2 separate regions of the Homo sapiens genome follow, and region 2 is linked to region 1. A link is a loop called in an ENCODE intact Hi-C map of the cell type or tissue named here. Cell type or tissue: A673. All regions are shown on one strand. Links, peaks and the distances in the headings refer to the core of each region. The heading gives the core; the rest is flanking DNA. Region 1 overlaps LOC100506274 (a long non-coding RNA gene). Region 2 has its middle 62 kb from the start of LINC00299.

The links. Peaks named below come from ENCODE experiments on the same cell type or tissue, not always from the same donor. Only the 100,000 strongest peaks of a DNase experiment are listed, where the experiment ranks them.
Region 2: a loop joins it to region 1, with 4 times the contacts of the local background. A loop is called at or near these places in 2 of 110 quality-filtered maps.

What each region holds. Positions count from the first base shown.
Region 1 is chr2:7,424,061-7,430,996 of GRCh38, reverse strand. It overlaps LOC100506274 (a long non-coding RNA gene), which reads right to left. Exons shown (of 6, transcript NR_038432.1): 2 at 3,978-4,146; 3 at 2,541-2,609; 4 at 704-817. Among named protein-coding and RNA genes, the nearest start is that of LINC01871, 300 kb to the left of the region's middle. RefSeq lists enhancers at 1-177, 178-911. In A673, for the core only: CTCF peaks have their summits at 3,315 and 3,520 (motif pointing left); a DNase peak (open chromatin) is centred at 3,526.
Region 2 is chr2:8,386,807-8,393,742 of GRCh38, reverse strand. No RefSeq gene overlaps it. Among named protein-coding and RNA genes, the nearest start is that of LINC00299, 62 kb to the right of the region's middle. RefSeq lists an enhancer at 574-1,119. In A673, for the core only: no CTCF peak of the experiment used is centred there; a DNase peak (open chromatin) is centred at 3,902; H3K4me3 peaks cover 480 bases; H3K27ac peaks cover 4,646 bases.

The DNA.
Region 1 (6,936 bases), core at 1,059-6,058:
GCCGGGCTGCGCCTGCCACTCGCAGGCCTGCAGCCCATCCCAGGACGCAAGGAGCGGCTGGGCTAGCCCAGAAGTCTAGGGCTGACCGGGGTGAACTGAGAGATGGACTCATTGCGAGTGCCTGGCTGTTCCATACACCCCACTCCACCTCTTGCCCACAGTGACCTCCTCCCTAGGGCGCATGAAGCCCTTGCACCCCGCGCTTAGTCTCCAGCCCACGCTGCTCTGTGACACGGCTGGGGTCTCCACCTCACTCTCTGTGTCAGGGTGTGCACTTCCTTCTCCCTTTGGGTCCCCTTGCTCTCTGAACAGTCCTTAAAAGCACGCTCAGTCCCCTCCTGCCGCTCTTGCTGAGTCCCAGCCTCAGGGCTCCACGTAGAATCAGGCAACCCCTGCTGGTCTGTCTTTCTGTTGACTTTTGACAAGCCTCCACCATGGTTCCTATCACTAATCAACTGTGTGTCCACCACCCAGCCTTCCTCAGACCTTGTGCAGTCTGCTAGGAATCCGCACGCCACCACCCTGACCTTAGGGAGTTGGCAGAGGAGGGCAAATGCAACTATCTGGTGACCTAATCGAGGCAGGGGCCACCCAGGGCAGTCTCTTTAGGACAGTGGAGAAAAGAGAAATACAACTGTTTACTGCCTGGCTGCAGCACCCTGCGCTGTATCCTTTCAGGACGCCTGTAACACCCCTGGCTTACCTGCAGTAGACAATTCACCGTGTTGTTCCTTCTAGACTGCAATATGGGGCATGTCATTTTTGTGTCCGACACTCCCTTTAAACCTGCTTGGTGGGCTAGTTCCTCCTTTTGTCCCTAGATGAAATTTAAGGTAGGCTTCAATACTTTTTTGTTGTTGTTTTTTTGGACATGTAAAAAATCAGGTTACTTGATATCACAAAAACAATATAGCAGATAAGTAACAGTTCATTCCCATGTATTAATCCAACTTGAAAACTTGATTGAAGCTGAGACTTCTTTCTCCAACCACACCTGAAGCCTTGGTTGGCTTCTTCAGCCCCTCTCTGCCTAGGGCTGCTAAGGTCCTCTGCTCTGCTATGACTGTAATACCTGACTCCACCAGAACTGGGATTTGGAACACTAGGGAGTTGAGAGTTCTTACTTGACAACTTCCGTGCTCAGTGGGCATCCACACACGGGGCAGCAGGTGTGTAAAGGGACTCTTCCTCTCTTGGGATGCTTTTGTGGGGTCTCCCAGTCTCCCCTTACCACGGAGGGTGAACACTCGGAGTTCCCTTGATGTGGGAATGCAGCTTTTGTGTATCAATCAGAATCCAGACTGGAAAGCAGAAACATACTGGTTATCTTAACAGAGAGAATTGAATTTAGGGAAGGGGTTAGACAGGCATAGCAAGAAATGACCTGCTCGAAGTCTGGGGGAACAAAGGAAAGAAGTTGTGTTGGGAGAATCTGGGAGCTGAGAGGAGCCTCACAGAGCCAAGCCCCACAGGAATGGAATGTGTGCTGCTGCTGGTGCTGATAGTTCTAGGATCTGGAGAAGTCAGGGAGCTGGGACTCAGCTTCTGATGTGGGAGTGCTATTGAGGAGGGAGAATGGTTATAGAAATGTTAAAAAACCCAGACACTGAACTGAAATCCGACTCAAGAAGCACTACAGGGCAAGCGGTATTGCTCGGATGCTGCTGGCATAAGCAGTGCGCAAAGAGAAGGGTGGTGTCCCCTTTCCCTCCTCCAGCCTTACTGTTTCCCTTAGTAGCACATAGGCAGAACTGATCAGGGAGCCCTGGCAAAGGGGAAAGGTGGTTTGGCCTCTCCCAGCCTTCCCACCGTGACAAGGCTAAGCAGTGAAGGTTGAGTTTGGAGCTGAGAAACTAGCTTAATAATCAGAGCACCATGCCTGGTGGTCACTTATTTCCTTCCTCAGAACCTCGGCATCTGGGTATGCTTTGATCAAGGTCTTCTTGCCCTAGTAAGGGTCTCTCTTTGACGGGAGTTACTCTAGCACACTTTTGCTCCCGTGTTCATGGCTCACGTCTGTTCCGCGGGGAAAAATCCCACGTGCTTCCTCAAAGGTCAGCCTCCTCCACTCAGCGGTCCCACGGCTGCCTCCCACTTCTCACCCTCCCAGTATTTGCGGAGCGAGCCAGACGTGACTTCACTGTGTCCACCAAAATACAACCACAATATCTGGCTCGTGAGTGATTTCTTTAAAGTGCCTTTTCTTTGACTGGGGATGACAAGGGAGAGCATCTTCATTCTTTGTAGTTCATCAAAACTCATCTGAGGAAAATCTTGCTCCAGCTCTGGCTTCCTTCAAACCTTTCATATCATCAGATGGGTGAGGGGTGATGAGCTGTGCAATTGGTCTTCTCTTCCTCTTTCTAAATCCAGCCTCAAGATCTTGCACCTCGTTGTGGAGTAAGACATCTGTTGATTTATTAGTTCCTCAACTGAAATTTCCATTTTATCATTCTGTTAAATTTTAATTAATAAATTCCAAATTAGAGGAAAATATTATATGTCTTACAAAAATGCCATTTATACCTTCTCTTCCTTACCATGTATGAAGCTTTATCAAGATAACAAAAAGGAAAAGACATCATCGTTTCCCATGGTGTTTTTGTGACCTAAAGGGAAAGTAGAAATACAAAGAAATCATTAGAATGCAGGATGCGCAAAGTTGGGAGGAGCTATGTGGAAGAATGCACAGATGAAGGAACTTTGGAGTTAGGTTTTAAACAAAAAATTTGCTGGCTAGAGAAAGAGCTACAGGGAGCTAGAGAAAGAGCTACGTCCGTCCCTGTCTTTCCAGGCAGGGATGGGAGTACTTACAATGACTTGGGGCTGTAAAATAGAAGATGTCAAAGGCAAAGAAGAAATATGACAGTGATTCCACTGCACTCGGTCATATATACCAAGCAGCTTGCTTGGGTTTTGGAGGTAATGATGAACTAAAATCAAGTCTTGATGACTCACTGGGTGTGATAATTGAGGGGCAAAAAAAGTCAAATAAATCACGAAAATATTTTATATCACAAAATTGGCTTTATAGCCTTGCCAATGGCTAGATATTAGGGAGATTGGAAGGCTGGTGATAAGATGTCCCAGATGATGGGTCTGTGATGCCTGTGGGGCCTGTGGGTGGAGACATTCAGCATCAGTGCGATAAGTCCAGAAGTCCGGTGAGAGCCCAGGCTGAAAGGAGAGCTGGACACATTGCCTCACCGCTTTCAGTTTGCTTTGCTCTCCATCTCATGACACAAAGCCATGAAAAAATGGGTATTCGAATATGACTTTTGAAACCACTGATACATAAAATAGACACATCTCTTATGTGCATGCTCATTTGAAATAAAGCTGCATAGGTGATAGATAAACCTTAGAATATTTGGTCCAAATGGATATTTAAGAGACCACTGAGGAAGACTATTTCTAAAGACATTTCACCTCTCCCCACCCCAAGCAACACCTTAATTACAGCCACACAAAAATGCATTCAAAATCCAAATTTTGTTGCAACACAGTGCCATCTAGTGTTCAATCCGACTAATACCAAGAGACAATTCCCCAGGGATGCATTGAAGCTCATTCGGACTGAAAACCTGACCCGGGTGTTAAAGGAAAAGTTTTAGATGAAAAGCAAAGTCTCATTGTCTAGTCTTCCTTCTAGTGAGTGGTAATGCTCTGTATGTGTTTAGACATAAAGAAGCAGATGTGTTCATCAAGTTTGATTCGGAAGTCGTGCTTTTAACCTAGAGCCATGCACCTTCCTCATCTGATGAAAGTCTTCCTGGCATATTTGCTTTTGAATAAGATTTTTAGTTAATTATAATATAATTATTAGAATTTGGATTATCCATTTTAATTATAGTCATTAAAATTTTATGTAAATATAATTACCCCAAATATTATGTTGGCTTGAAATTGCAAGATTGGTTTGCAGATAGTTGTATTCTCAACTGCTAGACTCAGAAGGGCAGAGGCAAGAAACGTACCTATTTGTCTTAGCGGATTTTCACATCTGGAACAGCATTGCAGAAGTGTGTAGCTTGGTGTGGGAGCCTTCCCCAGGACGAGCGTAACCTGTGTTCTTGCCCCAGTGTTGTCATTAACCTGCCGTATGACCTACAGCAAGACGCTTAAGCCTGTGAGCCGTGTCTGTAACTTAGGAATAAAACAGGGTGATCTTTCTCATGTGCTTACCATAAACTCGATGATATGCTTCCTTTATTTTATTTTGTCAATCTTCACTACTTCACTTTGCTATACATGTTATGTTCCTTGTTTTATAAATGAAGAAATTAAATTCAGAGAGGAGAAAGTGAATATGCAGGCGGTCAGCTTGTCCGTGGCAGACCTGGTGGGGTGAGCCAGGGTGACCTGTGTCCAAGGGGACCCTGTCTTTGTATGCATCGCAGATATCATATACATCGCATCATTTAAATTCGAGGTACAGTAAAGCATCATTCAGTAGAGCCTGAAAGTTTCTTCACAGAAGCAAATGTTAAGAGGATTTCATAGATCTACCCCTATCTATGTCTATTTCTGTATCTCTATCTGCCTCTATTTCTATTGATTATCATTTACCAAGCTAGGCATCTACCTATCTACGTATTATCTCTGCCCACATTCATCTATCTATTCGTCTATAAGCTATATCTGTATTATATAGCTATCGATCTGTTTATCTGCTTATCTATCCATCTATCTATCATCTGCCTATCCCCAAGAAGCAATTGGTTCAAGGAAAAATATGTTATTAATAGTGATGCCAACATTAGATGATTTGGGTTTGGCAGTCTCCGCAAAGGAATGCTAATCTTAAGAACTTTATTTAAATACCCCATTTCATGTTTCAGCTCATGGCAACCTTACAGTTTAGATATTGATATTTACTACTGTCCAGATAAAAGGCTGATAATACCTGCTTTCTAACTTTCCTGTGATAGAATTCTGTCTGGAATTAAAATAAAATCAAGCTGTTATTCTTCAAGACCTCACGTTAGTAAAGGTTTTTATGAGTTTGTACTACCCAACTTTTGTGACTGTGAAGGGAGTGGGTTTTCTCATGTGCTGCTGGTGTGGGTATAAATGGGGCAGCCTGAGAGTAGAAATCTGATGTTATTGTTCGTGTCTGCAAATCTGCATCCCCTGTCTCAACAGTCTGACTTTTTATTCTACAATTTTTTTCTACTCATGCAAGTACAAATACTTGTATTCACTGCATTATTTATTGCAGTATTTAAAATACTAACTTTGAAGACAATGCGATTGCCCAGCCAAAGAATAATATTAAATAATGTAGAGTCCATCCATATAACACCATGCAATCTATGTAACTGTTACAAAATTATGCTATATTTGTGTGTACCGTCATATAAGGAGATCTAAGACATAATCTTCAGTGAAAAACTGCAAGTTGCAAACCTATATATTGAAAGCATATGTGCATGTGTGTTAACCACATTTACAGAGTGGTTATTATGTTCCAGACATTGGTCATAGAAGTTTACAAATATTAACTCATTTAATTATCATAATAGCACTATGAAGAAGGAGCCATCATTAATCCTCTAGATAAGGAAACTGTGACGTGGAAATGTTAAATAACTTGCCAAATGTACCTCTCTCTCTCTCTCTCTTTCTCTCTCTCTCTCTTTGTCCCTCTCCCTGTCCCTCTTCCTACCTCTGTCTCTACTTCCACATTCGCGTATGCAATGGTGTCTACATAGGTAGCAACATTTTTTCTTTTCTTTTCTTTTTTGAAATGGAGTTTTGTTCTTGTTGCCCAGGCTGAAGTGCAATGGCATGATCTCGGCTCACCATAATCTGTGCCTCCCGGGTTCAAGCAATTCTCCTGCCTCAGCCTCCCAAGTAGCTAGGATTACAGGCATGTGCCACCATGCCTAGCTAATTTTTGTATTTTTAGTAGAGATGGGGTTTCTCCATGTTGGTCAGGCTGGTCTTGAACTCCTGACCTCAGGTGATCCTGCTGCCTCAGCCTCCCAAAGTGCTGGGATTACAGACGTGAGCCACCATGCCTGGCCTCGAAGGTAGCAACCTTTTAGTCAGTTAACTAGTTAACCTAGGAGAGTGAGATGAATTGAGATGGAAGGAAACATTTATTCCTCTATATATCTGGAAGTTGCTTATTTCAGATATATAAACAAATGAGTGTCATCTTCCCTCTCTGGTGTGGGATACTGGGTCTGTACTGAGCAACTTTCCCAGGTCCTTCAGCAGATCTGAGGCAGCTTGTGAAGGTGGAGGTTGTGTACCCCTCCCAAAATCTGGACTAGAAACAAAAGCAGTCGGCATTTGAAACCTTCCAGACAGCATGCCAACTTTGCCATCTGCTCGCCCAGTAGACAACGTGCGTAGGTCTTCCTTCCAATACTAGATCAGAACCCTGAGCTCTTCCAGAGCTTTCTTTCAACTACCTTCTCTGTTGTGTGTATCAAAAGCTAGACTTGGACAAGGAGATTTTAAGAAAACTAACCCCAGTCACTAGTTCTCCAATCATTCAGAGCTGTGAGAATGATTTGGAAAGTTTTTCTAAAAAATAAAATAAAATACACATTCCCATGTTCAATCTTCCATTCAAATTCAGTTAAATTAAGATAAGACCCCAGAATCAATATTTTTGGAACGTTTCCCAGGTGACACTGAAGGGCAGTCAAGTTTAAGAACCAAATGATGCTGTGAACTACATGATGTGTAGGAAGGTTCTAGTTCAAAGAAACTGGCTTTTTATAAAAGACGTAAGGGGCCTATGAGGCCTATGGGGTCTATCTGAAGGAAGAGAAATAACCATGACCTGGAGATACATAGAACAATTCCCAGATCCCTAACAAAATGGCCTGGTAGAAGAGCAGGATGTAGGGTCCCATGAAAGCAGGCTAGGGAGCGAAACAAAGTCGGGACAGTAGGCAACAATTCAAGCTTCACATAAAG
Region 2 (6,936 bases), core at 1,278-6,277, 960 kb before region 1:
GCCACAGGCCTGAAGCCTTGCAGATCTGAAGCTCCAGAACCAGTTGTCTCCCCGCTGCCCCCACTATGGGGAATGGAGATATGACATCCTGGAACTCAGTTCCATCCAACCCAATTTCTTCAGGCCTAGCCAGGGTCCAGGCTCCAGAGCTAGGCCTGCGGGGTCCAGTCAACTCAAAGACCTGGAATCTCAGACAGACGCTGCTCACTCACTGACTGAACTGCTCGGGGACACCACTAGCATTTAAGTCACGGCTACCTCATTATGAGTTGCTTATGCTGGGCTGCAGTGTAGCTTTCCTTTGGATTAGAAACCCCATGAAGACAAGACTGCACACAGAAAGAGGTGCACTTCAGAACTAAAGTGCACCTCTTCCTGTTTCGCCTGCAAAGAAAGGGAACTTTCTTTTCCCTCCATTTTTTAATTTGCACAGTATTGGTTTCCATCTTAGAATTTGCAACTGTTTTAGCCTCAGAATAGTCTTGTACTCCTTGAAGTCCCTGGAGGTTTCCCAGAGCCTAATCCTCCTCCTCCTCAGTTGGTAACTGGGACCTGAGATTTGTTTCATGGAGTCTGTGATAGAACTTACATGAATGTGTTGATGTCTATGCTCCAGAATCATTCCAGAGCAATGGCCCGGGCCACTGAGTTTCAGGTAGCAGGACAGGTGGTCCTGGGGAGGGTGACAGGCCCTTCAGCTCACACCTCTTCAAATAAGTGGCTCCTCAGGTTGCCCTCCACACATCTTTCTCAATGGCGTCATTTTCTTTCCAGTGACAGTGACAGGGACTGGGAACCTGGGAGCTTCTCAGCATCTCCTTTTCACACTCTGCCTCTGAGCAGCTGGGAATCCTTACCCCTCCAATCTCCTGACTGCTCATCTCCCTGGAGCCAGGACCCTGAATCAGTATTCACGGCCTGTTAGTGGCTTGCAAGGCAGAGCAGACAGATGGACGTGCTCGGGAAGCCTATTGATCAGCCCTTGGTGTGACCTGCCCAGACCTGGTTCTGTTTCAAGCACTGATCACGTGGACAAGGTATGTGCAAGGCCCAGAAAACACCAAAGGGCAAGTGTGAGGCGCTGGATCAAGTCCCTTGAGGAGAGCAGGGCCAGGCGGGCTCTGGCCAGAGCCCCACCCCACGCTGTCTTGGGGTGTCTCACTGGCTCACAGGAACCTCCTGGGCAGGAAATGTCTGTGTTTGACCCTGCAGGCCTGGCCCTGGAGCTTGGACCCTGGTAGGGCCTGAAGGAATTAGGTTGGATTGAACTGGGTTCCAGGACCTCACATCTCCATTTCCCATAGTTGGGGGGCAGGGAGGAGACCCCTGGTTCTGGAGCGTCAGATCTGCAAGGCCTCGGACCTCTGGCTCAACACCCCCTTGAGAGGCTTCTGGCCTCCTGGCTCTGCTGGAGAAGGCATGGCCTGTGGACCTCCTGCATTCCCGAGGCAGGCTGCGTGGCTAGCATTTGGAGGCTGGCAGAGACTGGCTGATTCCTAACCAAAGATGCTGTTGGTGTCTTCTGATGGAATGTGACTTTCTTTGCCTAGTAGGTGTTATTCACAGGGATCCTTTAGTTAAGCAAATTTGCCTAGGCCCCCTGTTGGGTCGTATTTTTCTTTTTTCTTTTTTTTCCTTTCTTTTTTTTTTGTTTCAGGAGTCCTTAATTCCTCTCAGCACCATTTGAGATGAGCAACTACACAAGACAAAGACGAAAGGCTTTTTCAGCTCAAAAATCCTGTGATTCTTTGATTCTAAGAAGAGATTTTCTTACAAGGAGTTTGCCTAAGGTAAGAGAATTCTGACTGCCCACAGTATTAGTCACTAAGGGGTTTCCTGGGCAGGCTGGGCCCCCACTGGGACCCCACACATTAGCTCTTTTTGGGAGGGAGGCCTGTTCTTAAACTTCCTCAACACCTTCCTTCCCACAGTGTCCACACGGCTTGTGTCTCCTCCCAGCAGCCGGCCTGCTGGTGTGTGTGCTGTGTGTGGAGAGTGGCCTTAGGCCTGTGTTGTGAGTGATGTCTGCAGAGCATGGGGTTGATTTGGAAGAAGGTGTGATCCGAAGTTGTGTTTGACCTGAGCTCCTGTCACCCCTGAAGGCAGCAGAGGATCTCCTGTCAGTGACCCAGGAGGACAGCTTTCTGAAGGACATTCTGCCCATTGCACAGAGGGGCTTTTGTGATTGGTTTGCCCAGATGTGACTTTTTCCCCTACCTTTGAAGGCCTAGATTGGGTTTCCCATTTCTTGGCCCTTTGGAAAGGCCAATGGCTCCCTGTCTGACAGGCTGCCCTGAGCAGCAGGTGCTCCATTTAGACCCAGGCTGCCCCAATCCCAGCTCTGATCTGACTCTCAGCTCTGAGGCTCCATTGAGTCCCTGGGCCTCAGGGACCCTGTTCAGGCTTTGCTGATGGTGGCATCAAGTGACCTCCGAGCCACCTCCACGTTGGCTCAGACTGAGGAAACTGGTGATCTTGTCTTGCTGTTTGCAATACTTGAAGACAAAAACAGAACTTGTGCTGCATTCTCAAGAAAGAAGAGACAACTGTTCCTGTACCTCACTCTTGTAGATATCTGTATGAAGAAGCAGTGATGGGTGCATGCAAGCTAGGGAGCATCAAGGCTCCCACTGCGTGGGCGCCAGCTGACCCCTGACCTCGTTTTCATCTGTTGCTCTGGTCATGGCTCTGAGATCTGGGCAACCTGAGCCAGCTTGTGCATTCCTTACCCTTGTGCTTTTGCACTATCCATCCCTGTCCCCTAGAACTCCCTCCAGTACAGTCTGCTCCACCCCATCCCATCCCATCCCATCCCATGCCATCCCATCCCCTCACCTCACTCCATCCTACCCCATCCTACCACATCCCACCCCATCCCATTCCATCCCAGCCCACACCACCCCACCCCACCCCACCCCATCCCACCTCACCCCATCCCATTGCCTCATCCCACCCCATCCCATCACATCTCACCTTACCCCATCCCATCCCATCCCATCCCATCCAATCCCATCCCATCCAATCCCATCCCATCCCATCCCACCCCACCCCATCCCATCCCATCCTACCCCATCCCACCCTACCCCATCCCATCACCCCATCCCTCCCTATCCCAGATTTCCCATCCCATCCTACCCCAGGGCATCCCATCCCATCCCATCCTGCCCCATACCAGCCCTTCCCACCCTATCCCACCCCATCCCATCCCATCCCATCCCACCCCATCTCACCCCATCCCACCCCATCCAAAGGTATGTATTCTTGGGCTGCTACTGAACCTCTTAGCTTCTGTCTTCTCACCTATAAAAGGCGAATTGGCAAGGTCATCCCCTTTGGCAGGTAAGTAAATGCGGAGGACATAGTCCACGTTAAATAAATGACAGCGACTGCTGTTTCACTGGTTGTCATGCCCATGAGCAAGTCAGTACCTGTTCTCCCCACCAAGGACAAGCTAACCCTGCTACCCAGGTCCTGCTCGTGTCCTGAGCTCCTCCTCATACGTGCCACCAGACTTGGTTTTGTATCCTACCTGGGCTTCAGGAGAGAGAATTAAAAAAATCAAATTAGGTAAAATTGGAGTTAAATGATAATGATAACTTCTCAGCTACTTCAACCTCAGTTTCTGCCCTTTTTGAACTTGCCAAGCAGTGGAGGTATCTTAACAGGCCCGTTCTGTGACTGTTACCACTGTTCCCATTTTAATGCAGCTATTTGTGTACTAGGTACCTCTCTCCCATGAAGCTGTGAACTACTTAAAGCACAATAAAGAAAGGAAAGAAGGAAGGAAGGAAGGAAGGAAGGAAGAAAGGAAGGAAGGAAACAAGGCAGGCAGGAAGGAATAATTAATGAATAATACTGCATTCAGGAAACTAGACCCAGTATTTTCAAAGTGACTCATACCCAGCCATCCTCTCCTTTGCCAGTTAGCATTGATAATCTCCAATTGCTCAACCACTTGTTTCTTTTAATTTTAACAATCTTACAGCTGAAGCTATCTAAGATTTATTCAGGAGAATATATTTTGTAACACCTCCTTTTTCCTGTAAACATTGAAGGAAGGTTCGTGATATGGACCCTTGGCTGAAATTTGAAGGTGAAAAAGGACGGCTCCGTTCCTATTTATGGTGTGGGAGTGACTTTCCTTCACCACTAGCCTGGGTGAAGTTTAATGACTGACCAAGAGGGAAGTAATTCATTCTTCCTGTCATCCTATTTTATTCCCCTGCCCCTCACCTTGTGCTCTCTTTTCCTGCTCAGCTCCTATTCTGATCTTTCTTTGTCAAGGATGTTTCTCATGATTAAGTGCTTATATCTTCTTCTCCCCAGCATATTTGTTTGGATAGATTTAGGACAGATAAAATTGCTGAAAATTGCCTGGTTTCTGTTTTCTCTAGAGAGAAAACCCTGAAAGATTTTTAGCTAATGGCATTAGACCAGTTTCGATCACTGTAAGATTCTCTGGCTTTAGTTCTATAACCCTCCAGAAGTCTAGATCTTTTTGATATTAAAGAAAACATGCACACTTTGAGTGAGCTACTGAGTTCCATCGAATTGTTTCCATTTTACAGAGACTAAGGACAGGGGACCACTGGGAAGGCACATAAGGAAACAAAAGGGACTTTGACCCAGAGACTGGACCCTGAGTCTATATGAAATAGGAGGTGATGGTGTTACTAAGAATTTCTTGCTTTGAGCTAGTTTCATTCTGGGTGAAGTCTGTACTTGAAGTTCCTCTCCTAACCTAACGATGGTTGCAGGTGGGGCCAAAGTTAATGGAGAACCTGGACTAACAGCCTCACCACCTTGGATCACTTTCAGTAACCACCAGGCCTACCTGGAAGTGCAACTCTGGGTCATGTGGAAGTGAAAACTGCAGTGGTAGGCATCCAGTGTCTATTCTGGGGGCTCTGACTTGGTTCTCCGCTCACCTATCTGAAGGGCTGGCTTGGCATGGACTTATTTAGTGTCTTTCTTTATGGAACTCAAAAAGCCTTTATATGTAGCCTTATCTTTCAGTTGTCCCAAGAAGCTCTATTGGCATTAGAAGCAAAGATATCTGCAACTGAAGTTTTCCATAACTTGCATTTTTGTCCCAAGTTTTATGGCCCTTGGCAGAACGTCACTGAGTCCTGGTCTTATGGCCAGAATACCTGAGTCTTAAAATCTGAGACCAGGGGCTTCTGATCAGATGGGCCTGGGCCCCTGGCTCAAATCTTACCTGCTTTACCAGCAATAGATGGCAATTCCTGCCCCCTTTCTCCTCTGTCCTTCAGAAAGGGCAGGAGCTGAAGTTGAAAGAGCTGAAAAGCTATAAAGAGTTGTCAACTGCTTTTTTTCCAATTCTGGTTTTTAAATTATCTCTTATGAGGTCCAGTTAAAACATAATGCAGGTTCAGTCAATTCCGCTTCTAAATCTCAGCCATGAAGGAACTGGGAAGGTGCTCAATAGCCACTATTAACAGTTGTTCCTTACAACCACATGGCAGCACTGTTGAAGATCTGTCCTGCACAGCCCGGTGAACACACATCCATTGTATTGATGCCCTTGTTTTCTCCATTTCTGCACAAGCTGAGATTGTGGTCTATGTGTGGCCTCCCAGGGTACAGTTCCCACAGTTCATACAGATAGGCTTAGCCAAGCTTTCCCTGCCACAGGACACAGTGCTTGGGTGGCTATGTTTAGGAGTTACCAGCACAAGCTATGCTGGGAGCAGCCCTTCTCAACAAGACTTCAGGCCTTGTATTGAGTCCAAGCCAGCAAATAAACTCTCAGTGACTTCCTGCTCAATTCCTCTTGGGAATCTTGGGACAGGGACACTATTAGTCTTGACAGATTCTCAATTTTGAATGTCTGGGTCTGTCTTTTTTTTCCTAATAGGCTTTTGGCTTCTTCTACAAATTTTTCAACTCCCATCTTCTGTGGCCAGTTCTTCATACCCAGGGGAGGAGATATTTGCTTTTGTTCTAATATAAAATGTTCATTAGATCACCAACCCCTATCCATCACTGCAGCCACACTTACACAACACTTCTTTGTCAGAATGGATGTATGAAGTTGCTTCAAAACCCATCTTCTTCGTTCAATGAAGAGTTAAGTGGTTGGTGAGGAGCAAATAGTTTTTGGCATTCAGCTACGAAAGACTCACAACCACTTTAAAAACTTTTTATTTTTAATTTTTTTGAGATGGAGTCTCACTCACTCTGTTGCCCAGGCTGCAGTGCAGTGGTGCAATCTCGGCTCACTGCAATCTCCACCTCCTGGCTTCAAGTGATTCTCCTGCCTCAGCCTCCCTGAGTAGCTGGGATTACAGGTGTGTGCCACCACTCCCAGCTAAATTTTTGTGTTTTTATTAGAGATGGATTTCACCATTTTGGCCAGGCTGGTCTTGAACTCTTGATCTCAAGTGAACCACCCGCCTTGGCCTCCCAAAGTGCTGGGATTACAGGTGTGAGCCACTGCACCTGGCCACAACCATTTAGAAAATGGTTTGAATATAGCATTCATGATCTGTGGGCTATGGAAACCTTAATCTCACTACAAACTATTCAATATAAGAAAGTCTCACTAGTTGTCTGGGTGGGGTGGTTTATGCCTGTAATACCAGCACTTTGGGAGGCCGAAGCAGGTGGATCGTCTGAGGTCAGGAGTTCGAGACGAGCTTGGCTAACATGGTGAAACCCCCGTTTCTACTAAAAATACAAAAAATTAGCCAGGCGAGGTGCTGCACGCCTGTAATCCCAGCTACTTAGGAAGCTGAAGCAGGAGAATCACTTGAACCCGGGAGGTGGAGCCAAGATTGCATCATTGCACTCCAGCTTGGGCAATGAGCGAAACTCCATCTCAAAAAAAAAAAAAAAAAAAAGAAAATCTCACAGGTAATTTACTGGTACATTGACCTATAGTTCTAAAATTCGAAAAGTGGTTTCTAAAATGTA